3 separate regions of the Homo sapiens genome follow, and regions 1 and 3 are each linked to region 2. The links are chromatin loops, found by intact Hi-C in ENCODE. Cell type or tissue: IMR-90. All regions are shown on one strand.

Region 1 (8,000 bases), 56 kb after region 2:
AAAATGTGAGATATCCATTACTAATCTTTTATGCTGACTACATTTTGAAATTATAATCTTGGGCCGGGCGCAGTGGCTCACGCCTGTAATCCCAGCACTTTGGGAAGCCGAGGTGGGCAGATCACGAGGTCAGGAGTTCAGGACCAGCCTGACCAACATGGTGAAACCCCGTCTCTACTAAAAATACAAAAATTAGCCGGGCCTGTTGGCGCATGCCTTTAATCCCAGCTACTCGGGAGGCTGAGGCAGGAGAATCGCTTGAATCCGGGAGGCGGAGGTTGCAGTGAGCCAAGATCACGCCACTGCACTCTAGCCTGGGCAATGGAGTGAGACTCCATTTCCAAAAAAAAAAAAAGAAATTATAATCTTTTGGATGTTATCAGATTCAAGAAAATATATTACTAAAATTAATTTCACTCTTTTTGCCTTGTAAAAATGTGGCTACCATAAAAAAATTACATTGTGGCTTGCATTATATTTCTGTAGAACAGTACTGGTCTATACATTAAGTTAAACTCTTAAAATGATGCATATGATAGTCTAGAAAGTACTATTACTATTTACATTTTATAGGAAATAGGCCCAGGGAGGCTAAATAACTTACCTGAGGTCATACAGCTCCTAAACAGCAGTTTCTAGGTTAAATCTAAGCCGCCTGTGTTCCTAACCACTCCATTACGCTGACACTGGTATGTATTGCATATATATATACGAACACAGCACACAGCATATATGGTGATTGTGACAGAACACTCACAGCCATATACCCAAGGGCCAAATGGCAAGATTAAAAGTTCGTGTCACTAATGCCAACAGACACACAGTCATACAAAGACTAACATGTTCACACATAGACACAAATTTATAATTACACCCAGTGACAGATAAAAGAATGTAAATGCATAACTAGAAAAATCCCTCTCCACCCAGGCAGCTCCCCTATTCCTAGGTAAACTTATGGACATACCTGGAATAGCTACAAAGACCAATCCTACCTCCAGACAGGCAAACGAATCCTACTACCCTTTCCCTTCCTTCTAGTGACACTTTGCGTGGGCAGGTACAGTGTGTGAGGCCTCACCAAGTGAAAAAAGGAGGGAATGGAGTAAAGGTGACCTAACAGCACTTGCCCTGGGAGAGGAAAGGGCTCAAGAGGAAGAGAGGCAGGAACACAGAACCTGTGTTCTAGGTTCTTCCTCCTTCCTCCACTCTGCCCCAGTGTTGGGGGCAGGGTAACAATTCACAAAAAGGGTGTTCAGGCAAATACCTGTCATTCCTACTGAGGCCACAGGCACTGTCTTCCCATGATGGGAAGGGCTATGCTCAAAGGTAAGCCTATTGCCAAGCGAGAAGGTAACAGGCAATAGAGGAAACAGGAGACCCTGCCAGTTGGAATACCGTAGGCTTTCTGAGCTGCTCCATCCCACTGCCCCTACAAGTTCAGAACAGCATCATTTCTCCCCTGAACTATGTGGAGTAGGCTCCCAACTCCCTCCAATCCATCTTCCACGTAGCAACCACAGAGATTTTTCTGTTAGCACAGATTTTTCTGAAACACAGAGCATTTCCCTGTCTTGCCTAAAGGCTCTTCTTGATAAGTTGACTTCTGCTTACATCTTCGACCACATCCTCACAAAACTCTTTGTTCCAGTCAAACTGATTCACTTCAGTTCCTCAGACACCATGATCTTTCATGCTTCCCCACCTTGAACATGCTGTTCCCTTTGGCTGGAATGCCTGTCTCTTCTCCTGCCTCACACAGCTCAGTGTCACCTTTTGGAGGGCTGCCTGAACCCCTCCAGGCCTGTGCTTTCCTTACACTTTTATCTTGATCAGCGGGTCTCGAAGTATAGAAATGCAAATTATTAGACTTCACCCCAGATCTACTGAATCAGAAATTCTGGGCATTAGGTCCAGCAATCTGTTTTTCTTTTTCTCACTCTGTCACTCAGGCTGGTTTTGAACTCCTGGACTCACGCGATCCTCCTGCCTCAGCCTTCCAAACTGTTGGGATTACAGGTGTGAGCCATCGTGGCTGGCTAGCAATCTGTATTTCAACAAGCCCTCTGGTGAGTCTGATGTGCGCCTGAATTTAAGAACCACTGATCTTGACAACACACTATGTGTTGACTGGCGTTTTTGTTTCCCTCCTTAGGCTGTAAGCAGCTTAAGGACAGGGACTCTGTCTTATCTCCAGTGCCAGGACAATAGGAGATGGAGTAGGTGCTCAATAAACACTTGCTGAACAGATTCTAAGGCTGTATACCCACCCATAGAGCCACAGTTAATGACAGAGATGGCGGTTCTGATCACAAATTAGATAGTTATCCTCTTGAGTAGAAGTGACTACTAAAAGAAGTCACTGAGAAAGTAACGAACACACCAAGCCTAATGGTAACCGACTCTGAATAGATACATGCAATACATAGCCATAATGAAGGCAGAGTAACAATAATCAGGAAGAGGTCATCTCACAAGAGAAATGTACCGAATGGGATCAAGATGCCACAGGGAAAGATGCTGCTCTCATCAAATGTGTGCCAACAGTGCAAAGAATGGAGGATAATGTCCATAAATAAATACCAACAATGGGGTTCACAGCAGGATTGACCCTGTGACATGCATTGAGCTCATGGACACAGACTGTACACAGCCACTGGAAAGATAATGTTTGTGTAGAGAGGTATGGGCCAGGGAGGTCACCAAGGTAAGGCATGCAGGGATGGTTCTTTGCAGACCTGGAGACCCAGTTACCTTCTTCTCTTAACACTTGATATTAAGTGACCCTCTTTGGAGAACAAAAGTCCAAGGATTTAGAAATGCAATGGAGGGCCAAATTTAATGAGCATACGGCTCACAAAATATACTGATGACAAATTTATAACACACATTCTATGGTCCTGTTACATCAGTGTATCATGCAAAGGCGCATACACATGTGTTCTGTGAACTGTGACTGGGAAAACACAGCAAACAGGCCAATTCAGTCAGACATCAGAGTGTGGGGTATTCAGCCAAGCCATGGGATCCCACACATGAAGACTACTGCAAATGGTAGGACCATGGACATGTCAGCCAAAGCAAAATAAGGTATATAACCTTCACATGCTGAAATAAACATGCCAAAACATAAAATGTGCAAGTAACATGAAATTATAGAACAGGTGCAATATATGAAAACTCACACACATGCGGTACTTAAAACATGTCAAAACTGGATGTGAGACATGGACACAAGAATGAAGAATGGGCAATTCTGATAGAAAATAACACACCATTTCTACACAGCCTATGGATAGCATTGGGACAACCTAGTTGCACACAAGCCATTAAACATGTCAAAGGCACACAGACTCAATGTAGAAAACATGGCTCCCATAAGGCATTTGTGTGTCAGTAAGGGTCTAGCAGTGTGGAAGGCCACTGAGAAACAAGAGGTCCTGTGCCTAGATGGAAACAGAGGCACCTAAGGGTATTCCTAAGAGGCAAATTCTGCTGGCCTTCTCCCCTCATGACCCTTCAAGAGTCATGTGGGGTCAAAGGGCAAGAAAAGGAATTGGGGAAGGTGTAGGGAATTCCCTCTCCAGGATTCCCTGTGCACGCTCCCAGTCCCAAATTCACAAGGGTTTCCATTTCTCCTCCCTCCCAGGTCTCTTCCATCCTTCCTCCCTCTCAGGTCCCCTCTCCTATCCCCAGCAACCCTCTTCCCAGTCGGCCCCTCTCCTTTCCCCAGCAACCCTCTCCCCCAGTCGGCCCTCCCAGACCCAATCTCTCCCCTTCCCCTCATCCTAGTCGCTTTCAGCACCCTCTTCCCTCCTCCTCCCATCCCTTTCCCGCCCACACCTCAGAGGGGTAGGGGGCCTGGGGGGCTGGCCCCCTCCCCAGCCAGGCTGCGGCAGCGGTGGTGGCGGATGGCTGTGTCTCTGTCTCTGTCGGGGTGTCGGTGCCAAGGGGGCGACGGGATTTGGGGGTGTCCTAGCCCCGGCCGATGGAGGGGAGGTGGGAGTGGGAGGTTGGGCCCATAGCGGTAGGAATGGTGGGGGGCTGTCCCCCCAGCACCCTCCCTCCCTCCCTTTCTGCTGTCTCTCTGAGGGCTGGGGCTGCTGCCGCCGCTATTCCCCCGCCACCCCTCCCCAACGCCTGCTGGTTTCCGGGGCCGGCCAGGAAGTGGAGGGCGGTGATGGGCAGCCTGTTTTGCCAATCGTCTCCCAGAAACTCTGGCATCTCCTCCCCACATCTACCAGTGTCCTCTTGCGAGCCCCGCCCCAGGGCTCTCCCTCGGTCTTTGCCCCCATCTCTGGCTCCAGCTGCATCTTTTTTTTCTCTAACTCCCTTTCAGCTCTGGATCCCCTGGTGCTGTATTCCTCCTTCCGCACATTCCTTCCTTTATTCTCCATCAGCTCTCTTTTAACTGCCACTTTTACTTGGTCTCTTTTTTTCTCAACTCCGGTTATCTGCTGCTTATTCCCCCCAACTATTCTTAAGGACCCCTTTTCCCGTACCCATTCAATTCTAAACATTTATCAAGCATCTACCTACCATATGACAAGCATTAAGTTCACCTCTCTTCTTTTTCTCTCCAGGACTCCATCTCACTCCATCTCACTCTCCAGTCCTCTGGTCTGGTTTCCTTTGCCCTTTGTCCCTCACTATCTCCCAGCAGTCCAGCTCCCCCCTCCACCTGCCTTCTCTGGCCTTTAAAGAGAAGAGATCTCTTTGGCCTTATCCCTGACCCTTTCCTTTTCCATGCTCTTTTACCTCTGTACCTTTTCTTTCCTACTTCCTTCGTATCAGTCTCCTTACTTGCCCAAGCTGAGACAACCCCTTCTCACAACATACAATATGGGTACATCTTTTCTTCCAATGGAAATTTGGCTTCAGGGGTGCTTTCTAGAAAAATAAAAAGTGAGGAAGAATGCCGATTCCTCTGGAATGCGCGTGCCTCCTTAATTTGGTAGCCATGTATCTAGTTTTCCACCCCCTCTTCTCTTCCTCCACTCCCATTATCCCTTTACTAGGATCATTCCATCACTTCACTCTCCTTCATTTCCACCTTTCCCTCTCAATATCTTCCTTCCTAAACCTCAAGCTTCCTGAATCCTCATCTGCCCCAGTCCTTCTTTACGCAACTGCTAACTTCTCATCTTTCCTTACTCTTGAGTCACATGGGATCTTTTATCAAGGTCCCCCCTCTAGCCACACCTTTACCCTGCATTAGTTTACATGCCCTCGGGAAGAGGATTGGTAGTGGGAGGACTGTTACCTAATTCTGCTCCTTTAGTCACAGTGAGGGTCAGTGATTGTAGGAAAAGCCCAAACTCCCCGGGGTCCAACCTGGGAAGAAGACCCTATTTCTGATGGGCAAATTATAAAGAGGAAAGGGCGGGTCTAGCCTCCGCGGGTCTCCTTAAAAGGGGCGGGCTTTGTCCCTTTTGCACCACTCACAAAGGGGTTGAGCCCAGAGCTTTCCTGCTCTGAAGGTTTAAAACGGAGTTGAAGTCAATCCTGTTCTACTCTGTGTACAACATTAAGAAAGGGGTGGGCCTTTAGTTCAGTTTTGCTCTGTAAATCACCTAATATGGGGAGGGCTGAGTCGTCCAGCCGAATGAGTTGGGTTAACACCAGCGCCGCAGATCGATGTTCCCACTATCCAAACGTCGGGCTAATCCCAGTTCTGCTCCCTTAACTAAAAGGGAGGGGCAGACCCAAGTTCTGCTCTCTACGTCACCAAAGGAGGTTGGAGCCATTTTGAACCCTGCGACCCTAGTGTTTTCCCTCTTTTCCTAGCTCTTCGCCGTCTTTCCCGATGTCGGCCAATCAGGGGAAAAGGAAAAGGCCCAATCAGCAGAAAGTCCACAGCTGAAGGACCCGGATGAAGCGAGCCTAGGACTTTGAAGTGCAAGCCTCGCCAATTGTAGAGCAGTCACCATGGCGACAAGATAGGGGTGAAGAGGTGGAAAAAGAGAAGGTTAAACCCTCACAGGATTGGCCCACCCCCGTCCCGCCGCGTGCTGCGCAGGCGCGTTTTACCTAACCACCATTTTCCGTCAAGTTTTAGCCAATGAGTTGATTTGGAGCCATACGCTCCAAAGTCCAATAGCAATCCGGACATTCTCTAAAAGAGGAAGCGAAGGAAAGAAAGGGGCTTATAGTGGGCGAGGTCTATAGGTAGTCCCGAGCAAATTGCTTATGGCTTTGGTTATGACTGACAACTACTCAGACGAATAAAGCCCTCCTTGGCCAGGCGACAGCGTGTAGCGAGTTATTACCAATCCCTTGGCATTGCACATTGACTTAGACCGTATCAGCCAATAGCCATTGTGCGAAGGCAGGACTGCACTAACCTTTTCCCGCCCCTACCCTTTGGGCCAATCCTTTCTTTTGAATTCTTTGTGACTGGCAGGCATTCAGACCAATAGTGATTAGGAAACCTTGAAGCCTGCCCAACGATCGTGGGCAGGAGGTGGTTTCTGGTTTGTTGGGGCGTGTGTATGTGTATTTGGGGGGACTGAAGGGTACGTGGGGCGAAACAAAACCGGCCATGGCAGCAGCGGAGGAGGAGGACGGGGGCCCCGAAGGGCCAAATCGCGAGCGGGGCGGGGCGGGCGCGACCTTCGAATGTAATATATGTTTGGAGACTGCTCGGGAAGCTGTGGTCAGTGTGTGTGGCCACCTGTACTGGTGAGAATCGAGGAGGGGGGCGGGAGGTGGTGGGTCTCGCTTATATACTGGAGAGGCTAGGAGCGAATAATCATACAGTCATACAGATAATCGGAGGGCACGTTCCCATAGGTGAAGCCCGACAGGAGACATAAGACTTTGCTGGTATGTGTGGGTGGGAGTATAACGGTCGAGATCTGTGGAAAGAAAGGTCTTAGGAACCAGGAGCTGAGGCACGTGATGTGCTGAGAAGAGAAGGTGGGGCGGGGAGTGGCAGGACAATGTGAGACCCGAGCCACCTTACCCCAGAGAAGTGAGGGGTCTTAGCTGTGCAGGTGGAAACAAGTGAGACACAAAGGTTAAGGGAGGCACGCATCAGTTGAGTCGGGGAGAACCAGGAAATATGGATCACATTCAGATGAGATCTGGGAGGGGGCTGGTATAAGGGCACTGTGGAGAGGCAGACTTGAAAGGTTAAAGGGTCATAAAGATAGGGACATTATTGAGCTTGAAAGTGAGTAATGGGGGAATGTGCTAGTAAAGGGGTTTGGTTTGGAGTGATGGGGTTGGGGTTGAAAAGAGGAGACCCAGAAAGAGGTGGCTGAAGGAAATTAGAAATTAACTTGAAAGGCAGAAAAGAGAGGGCACGAAAATTTGTATGTGTTTGTTGGGGAGAGGAGAAAGGAGAGGGTTGAGTGTGTTGAGGATGGACAGAGCTTTAGGTGTTGGAAGATCAGACAAGCAGGAAGGCTAACTAAGTTGGCTGGCATGGTAGAGGTTGCAGAAAATCTGAAAAGCAACAGCAGGTTGCTTGGGAAGAGGGGTTAGATGGGATTCTGCGAAGTCTAGGGTCTGTGTCTCTCTTTTCTGTAGCTAGTTTGACCTTTTTTTTTTTTTCTCCCCCATCCAGTTGGCCATGTCTTCATCAGGTGCGTACTCAGGAGATGAAGAGGGAAATGGGGAGGTCTGAGGAGCTGTAAGACCCTCTTGTATACTGGAAACCACCTTTTTTCTCCCCAGTGGCTGGAGACACGGCCAGAACGGCAAGAGTGTCCAGTATGTAAAGCTGGGATCAGCAGAGAGAAGGTTGTCCCGCTTTATGGGCGAGGGAGCCAGAAGCCCCAGGATCCCAGGTGAGAGACTGGAGGTGTTGCTTAGGGAAGATTGAAGGCTTCTGCCCTTGGAAAACGGTGTGGAAGATGGGAGGAGAAAAATCCCTGTTAACTTTCTCTCTCCACTTCCTCAGATTAAAAACTCCACCCCGCCCCCAGGGCCAGAGACCAGCTCCGGAGAGCAGAGGGGTGAGTCTTCTTGTCCAGTTGTGTCCCTTCCTTGACAGA
Region 2 (8,000 bases):
CCCCACACCTGCTCTTTCCTTTACCAATTGCCCCAAGCCTGGGGATCAGGGAAATTTGAAACAGTCCCACCTGGCCACCTGGTACCCCCTCCCCCCGTTCTAAGTCAGTGTGAATGGCAGAGGTCAGGGATGATTGAGGTAGAGGGGCTGGTGGGAGGCCTGGTGGGCCTGGCTGGCTGCAGAGACTGGCAAGGGGCCACCTGTGGCATTGCCTGGGGTTGGGGATGGCTGTTTTCGGAGCGAGGGGGGCACTGTGGAGGTCTTGATGTGAATCACCCTGGTGTCCATGACCTCACACTCGATCTGCATCATCTCCTCATAGTCCCCCGGGGCCCCACGGCCTGACAGGGTCTCTGTGAGAAGGGGAGAGTTAAGGAAGAGGAGATGGGGAGGCAAACAGGGATTGCAGGGAGGAGGGGAGGAGGTCAGAAAAGTAGAGGTGAGCAGAGAGAAAAAGAAAGGGCAATAGTGAGGAGGCAGATCCATAGCGGGAGTTAAACAGGATGGCAGGGACAGAGTTTGGTGCAGGGGCAAGGAGAGGGTAGGAAAAGAAAAGGGCATTGAGTGTGGGGTCACACAGGAGAGGACATCAAGAGAAAAAAGTAAGTGAGAGTCTAGCAGGTTCCCGGCCCCCCGCCTCTGCCCAGTCATCTACCCAAGCACCTTCACCAGGGAAGGACCCTCACCCTTGTCTCCCTCCCAAGTCTCCTGCATGGTGCTCTTCCCTCCACCTACTTCCTGCTGCTTCTCACCTGTGGGTCCAGCAGCTCTCTGGATGCCCTGCTCCTCTCCCCCTTCCCCCTCAGCTCCCAGGCTGGATCTCCCTGTTGGAACTGCCCCCATACCCAGCAGGGAAAGAGTTACCATTGGGGGCCATGGCAGGCATCACCAGGGACATCTTGGGCCGGGAGGTCTTGTTGTGGCTGATGGCTGGGAGCAGCAGGTGGTCCTGGGGAACAGATGGGCCAGGCCAGAAGGGTGGAGGCAAAGATGCCAACAAGCTCCCCAGCCCTACTCTACATCCCCCCACTGAAGACAGACTGCTGGGAACCTGGGGTGACAGAGATGGAAGGGCAGGAGAAACTCACCCTTCGGAAAGAGACAACATAAAATGTGTCTTCCCGTCGGTCAATTGCATCCAAGAATGCTGGCTGCGAACGGTCTGGGTGGCGATATAGTTGCAGCTGGCCCACAGAATCCCTAGGCAGGTGGGGAAACAGGATTTGAGGGGAACTAAGCCCAATGCTCAGTTTCTACCAGGGAAGCGGGTAGGATGAGAGAAAAAGACAGGAGACCCCCAGTGGAGGAGGGAGGTATAATCCCACTGGTGACAGTAATGACAGGCACAGGACAGCTACTGGGGGTACAGCTCTTGAAAGTGGAATTTCACTTAATAAGTAAGCACCCCACCCCACACTCACCTTTCTGGGGGTCCAGGGGGTTGGATGGGGACTGCCTTAACTGGAGGTGACTTCTTCCGTGGCTGAGACTTCTGGAAGGAGAAGTATCTAAGGACTTGGAGAGGGTGAAGGGAAAAGGGAAAGAGACAAACAGCCCCTGGAAGCTGATGCCACCTCCCACTCAACCCTCCACTTCCTTCAAACGATCCCTCAAACTTCCACAGCGAGATGCCCACTAGAAATCCCCAGACAAGGCCTTTAGCCCTTGTCTTCAAGTGGCCTTCCTTGAACCAGCCACCCGCCCTACCTGTCTCTCCTGGGCCCTCTGAGGGATCTTCCTCCGGCCTCTCTGGTGGCGCTGGACCCAGCCACTCAACTCGTCAGCAAGCCTGGGGAAATGGAGGAGCTCAGGACCTCCATGCCAGGCCAAGATTCCCACCCTCCTTGCCCACCCACAGGAGTGAGGAGAGGGCAGGGAGCACTGGCGCTTTAGTACACAGGCCAGCCAGGCTGACTGCAGAAGGCCTTGGGAGGCCGGGGGAGCTGGATGCCCCAGCAATGAATCCCACACCTCAGGGACTCAGTGCGGTTGAAGTGCCGGCAATCAGAGGAGAGGAAGAGCTGGTCTAGGTCTCTTAGTAGTAGCTCCTTGGCGCCCCCAGGGAAGGCTGTCAGGTTGCTGGAGTGAAGCAGGAAGGAGACAACACTTGGAGACTGCCCAGCACTCCCACAACAAAGAAGGCGATGACGGCAAGAGAAAGCTTTGGGTCCCCCTCACTGAAAGCGGGGAGAAGACCAACTCATACCCTCAAACGAGAGGGGGCCCTCTCTCTCTCTCCTCACCTGAAACTGGGCTGGTCTGTGGGGCTGGGCTGGGGCTCCTTAGGGCCCTGGGAGGACCCCTGGAGAGGTTCAACTCCCTGAACTGGCTCTTGCTCTGAGAACCCCAGCAAGTGTCTCCGGGGTTGAGGCTCCCCCTTGTTCATCCGAGGAGAGATGGGAGCTGAAGGAGGCTCACTGATGCTGTGGATAAAGAAGGACTGAGCACAATGAAGAATTTCAGCTGTATCAAGTATCTAGGTAAGAATAAAGACTCTGCAGATGGACTGCTTGAGTTGCAATCTGTTATACAAGCCTGAGTCTGCCTCTGTAAGATGGGAATAAGGATGGTCCCTACATACAAAAAAGACAGTGCATCACCTAGAGCCTAGAACTCAGTAAGCACTTAATAGTCACTATTTCTACCAGCATTATCACCATCATCTACTCTCCACTGGAAAAATAATGGAGCAGGAGGCCGGGCGAGGTGGCTCAAGCCTGTAATCCTAGCACTTTGGGAGGCTGAGGTGGGCAGACTGCCTGAGCTCAGGAGTTCGAGACCAGCCTGGGCAACAACAGTGAAACCCTGTCTCTACTAAAAAATACAAAAAATTAGCCGGGCATGGTGGCGTGCGCCTGTAGTCCCAGCTACTTGGGAGGTTGAGGCAGGAGAATCACTTGAACCCAGGAAGCAGAGGTTGCAGTGAGCCGAGATCGTGCCACTGCACTCCAGCCTGGGCAACAGAACAAGGCTCCATCTCCAAGAAAAAAAGACAAATAATGGAGCAGGAAGGGGCTGGCCAGACACATCATCGGTGCCAAGGACACCAGAACCATTTGTATATAAGCAGAAGGAAATGGCCTGGGCCAAAGCAGGCAGCTAGGAGGCTGTAACGTGGGCTCCACCTGGAAGGTTCTAGTGAAGCAAGGAAGGTCTCACCTGACAGGTCCAAAGTTGAAGGCAATGAAGAGAAGGAAGACCATGATGCAGACCACCTTCCTGTTTCCAGACCCTAACTTGAGCTCGCTGTTCTAAGGTACAAAGAAGGAGACAAGAAAAAGGGGAATCATTCCAAGGAGGCTGTATTCCTGTTGGTCTCCCAGGGACAGACTGGTCTTACTTCAGCCAGCAGGGCCTCCAGCCGCCGCCGGAGGGCAGCATTCTCTCGGCGGAGCTGCTGGTTGTCAGCCAGTACTGCTTGCAGCCGAGCCTCCAGTCCCTGCAGATACTCTTTCTTCTTTCTCCGGGACTGGCAGGCTGACTCCCGGTTCTTGATCATTCGCTGCTGCCGCTTCAGCAGCTTTGCCTAGGCACCCGGAAGGTCAAAAAAGAATGACAGATGAGTTGGCAGAAGGAGACTATGCTCTCAAACCCCAAGGAATGATTTACCCAAAGCTCACATGGCCATTCCCCTGCCTTCCTGACCCACCTACATAGCCAGAGAGGTTTTTCCTCTCTACTCAAACACGCTAGGGAAGGGGCCCTTCTTTCAAACATTCCCTGCTACTGCTCCTCAGAGGTGGGAAAGGTTAGAGTGTGGGAAGAACTTTCTCCATGCTGGTGGAAACTCTTTCCTTCGTAACTCTTTCTTCCTGTCAGCCCACATTTGTAGGGTTCAAAGTTTAACCTTGTTATACTGCTTATACAGTTTACCTGATTTTCCCCTAGGAGGCAGCCTCCCTCCCCAACTATGGCCATGACCGTAGTCGTATAGTACAGTACGACTTCCTTGCCTTTAATTTATGGAGACCAACCCCATTTCTCCATCTGCAGTGACAGCAAACCTAAAGGACCCTAAAACTACCTGGAGTTGATATTCATATAGAAACAGGAGTCCATTCTGACCCTCAGAATGATCTAATGGGTCCGTTTCCTCACTTTTTTCTCCTAGGTATCGACTCCCTCCTCATCCCACAGTTCTCTCTATGGCAAGACTTCCCTCTTCCCTTCCCATCACTCGCCCTACTTCTCTCCTCCCCAACACTTACATCCACTTCAGGCGGGCAGGAGTTTCCAGGCATAGGAGCGGGAACGATGCTCTTCCTCTCAGGCCGTGGTAGAGAGGGAGCCGGCCCTTCAGGCTGGACTCGAATAGCACCCTGGATGAGGACAACTGGGGACACTGGGGCAAGTGAGCAGAGGTCAGAGGGCTGTGCGCTGGGTGGGGTCCTTGTGTCCACACCCACACAAGAGCACCCAAGGATTGGGCAGCCTCAATGGCTGCAAGCTCTCTGACAGGGTCAATGCAGCCCGCCTCCTTTTCTCCTTTTTTTCTTTTTTGAGATGCAGTCTTGCTCTGTCGACCAGGCTGGAGTGCAGTGGTGCGATCTCGGCTCACTGCAAGCTCCGCCTCCCGGGTTCACGCCATTCTCCTGCCTCAGCCTCCCCAGCAGCTGGAACTACAGACGCACGCCACCACGCCTGGCTAATTTTTTTGTATTTTTAGTAGAGACGGGGTTTCACTGTGTTAGTCAGGATGGTCTCGATCTCCTGACCTTGTGATCCGCCTGCCTTGGCCTGCCAAAGTGCTGGGATTACAGGCGTGAGCCACTGTGCCTGGCCTTTTTTTTTTAATTAATTAATTAATTTTTATTTTTATTTTTTGGTTTTTCTTTTTTCTTTTTTTTTTTTTTGAGACAAAGTCTCGCTTTGTCGCCCAGGCTGGAGTGCAGTGGCATGATCTCGGCTCACTGCAACCTCCGCCTCCTGGGTTCAAGTGATTCTCCTGCCTCAGCCTCCCGAGGAGCTGGGATTACAGGCGCCTGCCACCACTCCACGCTAATTTTTGTATTTTTAGTAGAGACAAGGTTTCACCACGTTGGCCAGGCTGGTCTTAAACTTCTGACCTCAGGTGATTCGCCCGCCTCAGCCTCCCAAAGTGCTGGGATTACCGGCGTGAGCCACCATGCCCGGCCCTTTTCTCCTTCTTCAGTACCTGGGGGTGGCTGGACGAGGGACTGCAGAAGGACTGTGGTGCTGGGAGGCACAGCTCTGGATGGCATTGGGACAGTGGTTAGCACTACAGGTTTGGGCTGCAGTGGCGGCTTCCGGGTGGGCAGGGCTTTGCCTGAAGGAAGGTGAGAGAAAAGAACAAGAAATGTCAGGACCAAAGGCCTCTCACTAGGGATTCCAAGTGTCAGGAGACTCCATTACCTGAGGAGCCATCAAGGGATGGGCCCATGCTGATCTGGACAGCTCCAAGTGAGGGGGCTGGGACATCCCACAGGAGGCATCCTGAAGGGGACAGGGACTCTGTCTTCACTTCCAGGACCTCCTCTCCTATAAAAGCCTATGTGGGGCATTCCAGAGATACATTAGTCAGGAAGAGTGTCGAGGAGAAGGAGCTGAAGAAGGGAAAGCTCTCATACCTCTAGGTCAGGAGGAACTCACTGGAAAACCTGGAGGAAGGAAGGAAGGTGGTGCTCACCTGGCTGGAGGAGTCGGCTGAGAGCAGGGAGGCCTCAGAGTTGACGGAAGAACATGGAGAGACAGGTTCTATCTTGGTCTGGACATCTGTGGGAGGCAGGATGAGGCAAAAGCTGGATATCATGTAAACACTGAAGGGTTAAGAGGGTTAAGATGGGAGGCTGGGCATGGTGGCTCACGCCTGTAATCTCAGCACTTTGGGAGGCCAAGGCGGGCAGATCACCTGAGGTCAGGAGTTCAAGACCAGCCTGACCAACATGGAGAAACCCCGTCTCTACTAAAAATACAAAATTAGTCGGGCATGGTGGCGCATCCCTGTGTCCCAGATACTCAGGAGGCTGAGGCAGGAGAATCGCTTGAACCTGGGAGGCAAAGGTTGCAGTGAGCCAAGATCGCGCCATTGCACTCCAGCCTGGGCAAGAAGAGCAAAACTCCATCTCAAAAAAATAAAAAAGAGGGTTAAGATGGGGAAATGGGTCCTTTCTCTTTGAACCTGAAAATAAAACTCTTCTGGCCCTAGATTACAGGCCATCCAGGAGGGGCAGTCACAGAGCTGCTCACCTGCTGGCTCTCCGCCCCGCTTTTCGCCTAGTGCTTCCCTTTCTCCTTTAGTGGCTCCTCTGATTTTTCTCATCCCTGCTCCATGTTCCTCAAAGCTGTCTTTGCCCTTCTGCGTTTCCCTCTTTCTTGTTCACAGAACTTGTCTATTCACATAGAATAGGCCTGAGCAGGGGAAGTGGCAGGGGGGTCTCCAGCATTCACATGGCCCAAATTCCTATCTTGCTGGATTTCCACCTTATCCCTGCCCAATGCATCTCCATGCTGACAACCGCCAAGTGTGCATCTCCCCCTGGCTGCTCACCTGCACCAGATTCTGACTTCCAAGCTGCCTGCTGGTCCCTTCCATTCTCATGCCTCACCAGTCACCCAAATCTAACTGGCCATAAATGAGGCTTCCTGATTGCCCCGTCACACAAGTTTTCCTCCCAGGCACCAAACAGCAAAGCCTCAGTCACCTCTGAGCCTCCATGGCCTCCAATAAATCTGCCTTTATGACTTGTTGATCACTCCATGAAAGAAAATGCTAGGCCCCATGTCGGTGAAATAAAACCCTTCTGAGGGCCAGATTCAGCCCACAGGTCAACAGTCCACCACTACCTCTGGTCCATACCGTTCACTTTGGTACTTAATTATATGATCACTAAGATTGCTTTTTAAAACTTCAATTTATATTTTTGAATAGATAATACAGTCATGATACAAATCCAAACGAACAAAGGAAAATTAAGTCAAAAAAAAAATCTTGGCGGGGCACGGTGGCTCACGCCTGTAATCCCAGCACTTTGGGAGGCCGAGGCAGGTGGATCACGAGGTCAGGAGATCGAGACCATCCTGGCTAACACGGTGAAACCCCGTCTCTACTAAAAAAATAGAAAAATTAGCCAGGCGTGGTGGCGGACGCCTGTAGTCCCAGCAACTTGGGAGACTGAGGGAGGAGAATGGCATGAACCCAGGGGGCGGAGCTTGCAGTGAGCCGAGATTGCGCCACTGCACTCCAGCCTGGGTAGAGCGAGACTCTGTCTCAAAAAAAAAAAAAAAAAAAACTTCCCTTCCCGGTCCTCCAGTCACTCAGATTCCCTACACAGAGATAACCACTATCAGAACTATTTAACCATGGCTGGGCATGGTGGCTCACGCCTGTAATCCCAGCACTTTGGGAGGCCGACACCCAACGCAGGTGGATTGCTTGAAGCCAGGAGTTTGACACCAGCCTGAACAACATGGCAAAACCCTGTCTCTACCAAAAATACAAAAAAATAGCCGGACATGGTGGCACGTGCCTGTAGTCCTAGCTATTAGGGGGGCTGAGGCAGGACAATAGCTTAAACCCAGGAAACGGAGGTTGCAGTGAGTGGAGATCACGCCAATGCACTCTAGCCTGGGTGACAGGGCAAAACTCTGTCTCAAAAAAAAAAAAAAAAAAAAAAAAAAGGGAACTATTTAACCATGATGTATTATAACCCTCACAAAACTCTCCAAAAGCAAGAACTATGTCTCATGTCCATTGAGGGTAAAGTACAGGCCCTCAAAAAATACCTAAGTATGGAGGAGAATCTGACTCTAATAACACTATGCAATGCAAAGCCACCAACAATCCTTACAATCCTTTTGCTGCTAATAGCAGTGGGCGATCTCGGCTCACTGCAAGCTCCGCCTCCCGGGTTCACCCCATTCTCCTGCCTCAGCCTCCCGAGTAGCTGAGACTACAGGTGCCTGCCACCATGCCTGGCTAATTTTTTGTATTTTTAGTAGAGATGGCGCTTCACTGTGTTAGCCCGAATGGTCTTGATCTC
Region 3 (8,000 bases), 300 kb after region 2:
ACAATCGCACTTTGAAGACTGCGCAGTGGGATATAAATGTAAGTGGGAGGCAGTGTAACAGGTGGCAGCATTTCCCTAAAGGACATTGATTCTGTCCGTATGTCCTACTCTGTAATCTGAGACAATGTCCCCAGCTTCCCGTGGCCATCCTTCACCAGGGAATCCAAACCACTCACGTGTCTCCCTCTCTCCTTTGGGGCGAAACCTGGTGCTACTGGGTCTTCTCACTTAGCCCCAGATGTATCTTCATCCACATAGCAGGTGGTCAGAAACAGGTCAGAGCCCTGGGGTGTGCTGATCAAAGACAGAACTGTGGGAGAGCCAGAGAGTGTGGAGGCCTCCTCCAGGACTTTGGGTGAAGGAGGATTTAAGCCGTCTCACCCCAGTTGAAGGCAGAGCCAAATCCCGGAGGCCCTGTGAAAATGAGATTGCATTCTGAAAATCAGAATAGCACATTCACCTCCTAACAGCTATAATCCTCTCAACAGTGAAACTCCGGGGACAAGTGGACTTTGGCTGGGTTCAGTTGTGAATTCTGCAGACGTGCACACAAAATCATGACACTGGCAATTCTCACCTTCCCCAGAAAGCCAAGGCCTTCATGGAGGCCTCATCTGCAACCCCCCAGTTAGGTCCTCACACAGACCCCACCGTCCCACACATCAGCGGGTGCTATCCACCCTTCCCTCCACCTTGCCACACATCAAAGATTCCCAACTAGTGCCAAGTCTCCACCAGAGCATGGCACTCATCGGGCTGGAGTTGGAAGCAAAACTGAATATCAAACGTGCCATCCCTCATTCCACTGATGAGAAAACAGAGACCCAGAGAAAGGAACTGCCCTCTCCAGGATCAGAGCTCTGGGCCAAGGTCCCTTGTGGGCTACTTTATTGCTCTTTTTACTCAGGTACTTTATCTCCCTTTGCTGAGTAATAAAAGGTTTAATTACTCTCAGATGTTTACCAAAGAAATGTAATAACCTTCTCAGCATAATATTTGGGCATGAAGAGTATAATGATAGGCATATTTTGTGTGTGTTTTTGTTTCTGCCAGATTTTCCTTTACGTTCCCCTTAAGTCTGTGTTCCTTGAGCTAGAGGGGGTCTCAGATATAGTCTCAGGATTTCAAGAGTTCTCCAGAACAATTTTTAATTTAATTGCAGATTTTCATGTCAATGTAATGATAAAAGCATATGCAGCATTATGATGTTACAAGGTTTGAGCCGATTTTTTCCTTAAGTTTCTTTCCCTCCCATTATGAGCAGCCCATAATTGGGTCCCCTGACTTACGGTTACGATTCTTAATGTAAGGGTTTCCCCCTCCATCCTTCAGTCTAGACAAAGACCCTCCCCTCACTGTAGAGGATGAGAGATTTGGAGAGAAGAGAAACATAATTAAACATGGACGAGGATAGGAGGGTCTCTTTACCCTGGTTCTCTCTCAATTGGAGTAGAGGGGAATGAACCCCACTTCACCTCCGGTTCCCAGAATGGTAGCGATGCCCACAGATGTCCCTCTCAGAGTGGCAGCAAAGGAAAAGTTCTCCAAGGCAAGAAGTGGCAGACTCTGGAAGGCTCCAACAGTGGGATGAAAGTTTGCTGCCTAAAATGCTGGGATGGAATGTTCCAGCAAGAGGAGAGTGGCATCAAGGACATAACAGTGATCGTCACCACTGTGGGAAGGACAGTGACGACCAGGAAACACGACGCGATAGTGACATATTGTGGGAGCTGATGATGCAAATGTGAGGAGAGACTTCTACACCAGCCCTGCTCCGCCTCCCACCTCAGAACTTAGAAATCACACGGCAGGTGAAGGAGAGGCTGCTATTAAATTAATTGTGTGAAAGCCCCTGAATTTATCTGGAAATTACCAGATGAACTCCTCTGTCAGAAGACATAATAATGCTTGGCATACAAATTAAAATCCGTAATAGGAAAATATAGAAATTTACTTTATACACCTGAATGTGTGAAAAGATGCCGCTCATTGCATGCATTCTGTAGTATCATCTCTATGGTACCAAATGCTGCAATTATTTGAATTTTTTATGGTCAGTCACATCAGCGCCAACTCACCGCGTAAAGAAGCTCCGTTTACACTCGCGTGTGTGTGTTCTCACAAATCATCTGCATACACTTTCTCAGAGGTCTGCCTGTGCTGAGAACTGTGTCCTAAATTATGCTACATATTATGGGAGGTCATTTTGTGCAGGAAGATGTTGGTGTGTGGGAGAGAAAAAAAGGAGTCACAATCTCTGCATTCTGACTAGAGTCCACCTCCAGGAGAAGCGGGAAAACAAGGCATAAGCTGCTAGAACTGAGGAGAGGGAAAAACAAGCATCCGGCGAGGGCAGGAGGAACAGGAGAGGGGAGTCATGGATCTGCCTGGCCACCAGAGGGCAGCAGAGACGGGCTCACTGTCGGCTTCAAGGATGTTCCGCAAGTCGATTCACTTACAGACTCTTCTTCAAATGCGGCGGTCACCTGTGACCCACATTCATAACTCCCTCAGCCACTAGACGACAAAAGAAGCCCTGAGTTTAGGCTGACTGAGATTTTCATTCTAGCTTTGCTATACATTTGGGCAAGCTTTACTTTGGGTAAGTCTGTTCTTTCCAGGGGTCTCAATTTTCTTAGTTTTTACACAGGGATAGTATGTGGGTGGCTCACATTAAAGTATCGTTGTAAGGATAAAGTAAGAATATAATCATGATACAAAATCCCTTTATAGCTATTAGGTGTCATTACTGGGAATGGAAGGTCTTGGAAAGAAGGTGGATAGAAAAATAGAGGAGATTAGAAATGAAGATAAGAAATCAAGGTCAATCCAAGAAATGTCAGGAAAGTGTTGCTATGAATATGGAGAAGTTCAGGCGACGCCATCAGCTGTTTCTTGGGGACCTGGTTGAAAGATGTTTTGAGAGCTCTTAGATCAACTCACCAGAAAGATGATTACTTTGTGGAGTCTCCCAGCAGTGAGACTTATACAGGTATCGTTTCCTCAGGGAAAGGAAAGAAAAATCAGCAGCTCTCATCTCCTGGAGGCACAGTGGCTTGTCCTCCACAGTCCCCTCGGTTTGCTGACTGACTGGAGGAGAGAGAGCACCTGCAGAAGCCCTGCGACTCCTCCCCCAGATGTGAGTGGGGGGCCTGGGATTCCCGAGGCCAGTGAGGGGAGGGTGGTGCTCACAGGACGGAGGCCTTTCCTCACAGCGTGGCCACGGTTCAATCTGCACCTCTGGCCATTTTTCTTGATTGGCAAAAAGAAGGAAAGAAGAAAGGAAGAAAGGGAGGAAGGGAGGGAGGGGGGAGGAAGGAGGGAGGGAAAGAAAAGAAAAGAAAAAAGAAGAAAAGAAAGAAAAGAGAAGAAAGGAGGAAGGGCAGGCAGTAGAACTTCTGAATAGGAAAATGCCCAAACATTTAGGGATGGAGGACTGAGGTATTCTTAGTTCTGGCTGACCTACAGTCTAAGTTGAGCTCTTTACATACATGGCTGTCATATACTTTACAAAAAGTGTCTGACAAACCAGTTCCTCTAAAACTTTTAATTTTAAAAAATTTAGGTTGGGTGTGGTGGCTCACACCTGTAATTTCAGCACTTTGGGAGGCCGAGGCATGTGAATCACCTGAGGTCAGGAGTTTGAGACCAGCCTGGGCAACATGGTGAAACCCCGTTTTTACTAAAAATACAAAAATTAGCTGGGCGTGGTGGTGCACGCCTGTAATCCCAGCTACTCCAGAGGCTAAGGTAGGAGAATCACTTGAACCTGGGAGGCGGAGGTTGCAGTGAGCTGAAATTGCGCCATTGCACTCCAGCCTGGGCAACAGAGTGAGACTCTGTCTCAAAAAATAAATAAAATAAAATAAAATAAATTTTTACTTTTAAATTTACTTTTATGAAAGAGTTACAGAAGTTTAAGACAATCACAATGATCATCTATTATTTTTTGAAAATGATGAAATTACCTAAAATTGATTCTACTGCAGGTGGGAGCCTATAAGACTAAAGTTCCCAGGAAGAGATGTAAGCTTCGGTGAAACCCACCTCAGTTGACTCCAAAACTAATGCAGATGCCCCCTTGGGGAATTGCGGGGAGAGGGTGTACAGAATGTGTTAATACCATCACACTCCTCCCAGGACCCCAAAGAAGCTGCACTCACAGAGATATCCGGGCATGTCTCACACTGGAAATAGGGGACCCTTCCAAATATTGGGAGAAAGAAGGCAAAGAAAATCATACCGATATACTAAGCCTCCTGCATTTGCACCCATCCAGCCTGCCATTCATCCTGGGTTCTTTTACTTGGTCCTCTTGGGGCCTCTGAGAGGATCTCCATCTCTGCGAAGTGCATTCCCCACCGGGCTGTTGCAGTTCCACACATGGCCAGTAGATGACAGGTTTGTTCAAGAACCGCCTCCAAGATTTTACTACTGCACCGCGATTTCAGAGTGGCGGGAAGGACTGAGAGTCCCATTTAGAAACTTCCCAAATCTTAACTGCCAATATCTTTCTTTCTAAAATTGTGTTTTTGTATTTCGTGGTAAACTCAGTTCAAAGCCGCGGATGGGGGCAGGAATAGGAAAACTGCTGCTGCTGCTGAATATGCTTCTCTCTCTTAAAGGTCCCAGCAGAATTCTGCCACTGAACCACCCTGGGAGAATGCGGGGGAAAGAGAGGAGGAGAGAAGGACAGAGAGAGAGAGAGAGCCAGAGAGGATATGAGGGAGATAGGGAGAGAGGACTGCTTCATTGTCTTAAATTCGTTGTAATCACGTCGCAATACCAGGCACTCATTCTTAAGGTAGCAAAGCAGAAAATATTATAAGTTCAGTTATTAATGTCATTTGCACTTTTGAGAGTAGAGAACATAGGCACTAATATTATAATAATTCAATAACTATGAAGGAATCAAGACAATCTTCAGGGAGGATGTGGTGCATGGAATGGAATGTAAGGAATCGTTCATACTTCATGTAGGTTTAGCATTTCTTGATTACAAGCTAAATAAGGGGTGGATTACTCATGAGTTTTCCGGGAAGGTGGTGGGCAATTCCTGGACTAAGGGCTTCTCTCCTTTTTAGACCATATAGGGTAATTTTGGATGTTGCCATGGCATCTGTAAACTGTCATGGCGCTGGTGGGAGTGTCTTTTAGCATGCTAATACTTTATAATTAGCATATAATGAGCAGTGAGGATGACCAGAGGTCACTCTTGTGGCCATGTTGGTTTTGGTGGGTTTTGGCCCGTTTCTTAACTGCAACCTGTTTTATCAGCAAGGTCTTCATGACCTGTATCCTGTGCAGACCTCCTATCTCATCCTGTGACTGAAAGTGCCTTAACCTCCTGGGAATGCAGCCCAGTAGCTCTCAGCCTCATTGTACCCAGCCCCTATTCAAGATGGAGTTGCTCCGGCTCAAACACCTCTGACATTTGTGGACACGTAGAAAAGGATAATTAATGGGTTAGCAGGATGAAAGGAAAACTATACCCCAAAGGATAGCCTAGCCATTGAAATTGATATGAACTGGAATATGAAAATAATTGGGGACAATTTAGTTTCATGACCATATATAAAACATTTAACTATGTCTGGTTGTATTTTAACATAAAATTGGGCATGGGAAACTATTTTTAAAATATTCTTTATTTTTTAAATTGACCTGGATTTTTCTTTCAACTTTTATTATTTTAAAAATTAGTTTAAGCCTAGCAGATTTCACATAATTTCAGACTCCTTTTGGCAAACAGTAAACATTACAGCCTGGAAAGCTTGATTGCTTATATATAAAACCCTAAGAGAGCTATTGAAAATGCCTAGAATGTGTGAATTTAACAATGGTAAAATACAAAAACAAATTGTAATTCTATACACCACAGCAGAATATCATATATAAAATTTAAAAATCACTTCATTATGACAGCAATAAAAACATAAAATACTTAGACATAAACTGAACCGAAAGATGTGTGATGTGAAACTATAAAATACTGATGAGAGAAACTGATAAAATTCTAAATGTGTAAAGAGATATAATATATTTTGATTTGGGAAGAATTGATATTTTTGAAATAACAGTTCTCAACACGATCTTGATCAATATTCCCACTGGGTTTCTTTGTGGCAATAGACAATTCTAAAATTTATATGAAAATACAAAGGATCTACAATAGCCAAAACTTATTTGAAAAAGGACAGAAGAAATATGCAAAGCTTGGTTTCAAGTCATGCTTCAAAGCTATGGGCAACATGTCAAGGCTAGTAATGTAAGTTAGAGAAACTTCAACAAAGAATTGTGCTTAGTTGTGGGAATCCATGGGAGATTCTGGAATGAAGATGCATAGGAAACAAATGCAAGAGATGAGTCCTGGGCCCTCAGTCATTTAGAAGTTGGGAAGATGGGAGACTTGGCAAGGCAGGCTGAGATCTGGCTGTTATTCTCGTGTGATGAGAATCTCAAGACAGTGAGGTTTAGTAACAAGTCAAGAAAATACATCAATGATGCAGTAGTGGTTAACTACATAAAATGCTTCTGATATGATGAATAAAATGACATCCTAGAGATGACCATTGGATTTGGCAACATGGAGCTAACACATGTCAGTGACAAGGAGTTCAGTTAAAGATGTGGACTGTAGCCTGATCTGTGAAGAGTGGAAGAAGAATGGGGAGGAATGGAAATAACAGGTGCAGCCCAATATTTTTAAGAGTTTCCTTCAGATTAGAAGTAAAAATTCATTAGCAGAGTTGGATTTAGGGAAAAGGAAATGCCGTGGCATGTTTATATGCTGATTGGAATCACTCACTAGAGAGAGGAAATTTTTTTGGTAAACTGGATAAAGATACTTACAACATATTAAACCATGAAAAGGATTAGTACCCAGAACATAGAAAGGCCTCCTACAAATCAATTAGTAAAGGACTATATTTTTCTGAGAAAAAAAATGGTAAAGGCAAGAAGAAACATTTTATAGTAACATGTATAAATGACATGTGAATATGTGAAAAAATTTCAAACTCTTCATTATAAGTCAGAGAAATGTAAATAAACGCCACACTGAAAAAACAATAAAAATATCAAAACCTAGCAAGGATGTGGGTCAATGTTTCTACCAACAGACTTCTGAAGGAAATAGAAATTGTTAGGATCATTTTGGAAAACAAGTCAGCATAACATAGTAAGGTTGAAAATATATATACATTATCATACTACATTACTACTACAATGCTACTCTAGAACATACATCAAGAACTATTGCAAGTTCATTACAACTTCATTCCTAATAGCAAAACATCAAAACAACTTAAGTATCCATTAACAACTGAATAACTTTATATATTTTCATATCAATTATAGTTATTTATACTATATAGTTATTTATAGTTAAATTCATAAATGGAAATAGCTTTTTTTTTTGAGACGGAGTCTTGCTCTGTTGCCCAGGCTGGAGTGCAGTGGCATGATCTCGGCTCACTGCAAGCTCTGCCTTCCGGGTTCACACCATTCTCCTGCCTCAGCCTTCCCAGTAGCTGGGACTACAGGCGCCCGCCACCACGCCCGGCTAATTTTTTGTATTTTTAGTAGAGACGAGGTTTCACCATGTTAGCTAGGGTGGTCTCGATCTCCTGACCGCGTGATCCTCCCGCCTTGGCCTCCCAAAGTGCTGGGATTACAGGCGTGAGCCACCACGCCCGGTCAGAAATAGCTTTTTTAGGGCTGGTAAAATGGCCTTCATCTAGATTTTCTCATGCTTGTTTGTGAATTGGCTCCCCTCTCGATGAGCTGGTGCACTATCATTATGAGTTTTGTGCAACATTGAGTTCTTGCTTGGCAAGTTTTGTAGAATTTCTTTCCTGGGTTTTGCATGCTGAAAACATGGCTTCATTGGGCATTGGTAAATCAAACGGAGAGGAGGCAGTGCGGCAAGTACAAAGACCATAGTTACAATACTCTAAACCAAAAATATCTGAGACAGATCTCAATCAATTTAGAAGTTT

What was found. Peaks named below come from ENCODE experiments on the same cell type or tissue, not always from the same donor. Only the 100,000 strongest peaks of a DNase experiment are listed, where the experiment ranks them.
Region 1: it touches region 2 in a loop (3-fold over the local background); 28 of 110 quality-filtered maps call a loop at or near these places.
Region 3: a loop joins it to region 2, with 15 times the contacts of the local background. A loop is called at or near these places in 5 of 110 quality-filtered maps.

Annotation. Positions count from the first base shown.
Region 1 is chr6:32,171,971-32,179,970 of GRCh38, forward strand. It overlaps AGPAT1 (1-acylglycerol-3-phosphate O-acyltransferase 1), which reads right to left and starts at 4,114. Exons shown (of 7, transcript NM_006411.4): 1 at 3,844-4,114. RNF5 (ring finger protein 5) reads left to right here and starts at 6,435. Exons shown (of 6, transcript NM_006913.4): 1 at 6,435-6,681; 2 at 7,571-7,589; 3 at 7,681-7,793; 4 at 7,907-7,961. The coding sequence starts at 6,542. It overlaps MIR6833 (microRNA 6833), which reads left to right and starts at 7,846; the gene lies at 7,846-7,906. RefSeq lists an enhancer at 6,195-6,723. In IMR-90, a CTCF peak has its summit at 4,338; DNase peaks (open chromatin) are centred at 4,211, 5,161, 5,911 and 6,311; H3K4me3 peaks cover 3,820 bases; H3K27ac peaks cover 2,830 bases.
Region 2 is chr6:32,115,616-32,123,615 of GRCh38, forward strand. It overlaps ATF6B (activating transcription factor 6 beta), which reads right to left. Exons shown (of 18, transcript NM_004381.5): 6 at 5,648-5,733; 7 at 5,374-5,509; 8 at 5,156-5,287; 9 at 4,209-4,342; 10 at 3,341-3,526; 11 at 3,160-3,251; 12 at 2,244-2,423; 13 at 1,972-2,079; 14 at 1,708-1,789; 15 at 1,422-1,492; 16 at 1,089-1,200; 17 at 865-949; 18 at 1-353. The coding sequence ends at 124. Among named protein-coding and RNA genes, the nearest start is that of ATF6B, 8.6 kb to the right of the region's middle. RefSeq lists a silencer at 3,277-3,571. In IMR-90, CTCF peaks have their summits at 1,302, 3,370 (motif pointing right) and 3,907; a DNase peak (open chromatin) is centred at 3,406; H3K27ac peaks cover 279 bases.
Region 3 is chr6:32,411,232-32,419,231 of GRCh38, forward strand. No RefSeq gene overlaps it. Among named protein-coding and RNA genes, the nearest start is that of BTNL2, 8.1 kb to the left of the region's middle. RefSeq lists silencers at 2,995-3,270, 3,467-3,615. In IMR-90, CTCF peaks have their summits at 2,394 (motif pointing right) and 4,389 (motif pointing right); a DNase peak (open chromatin) is centred at 2,400; H3K27me3 peaks cover 1,850 bases.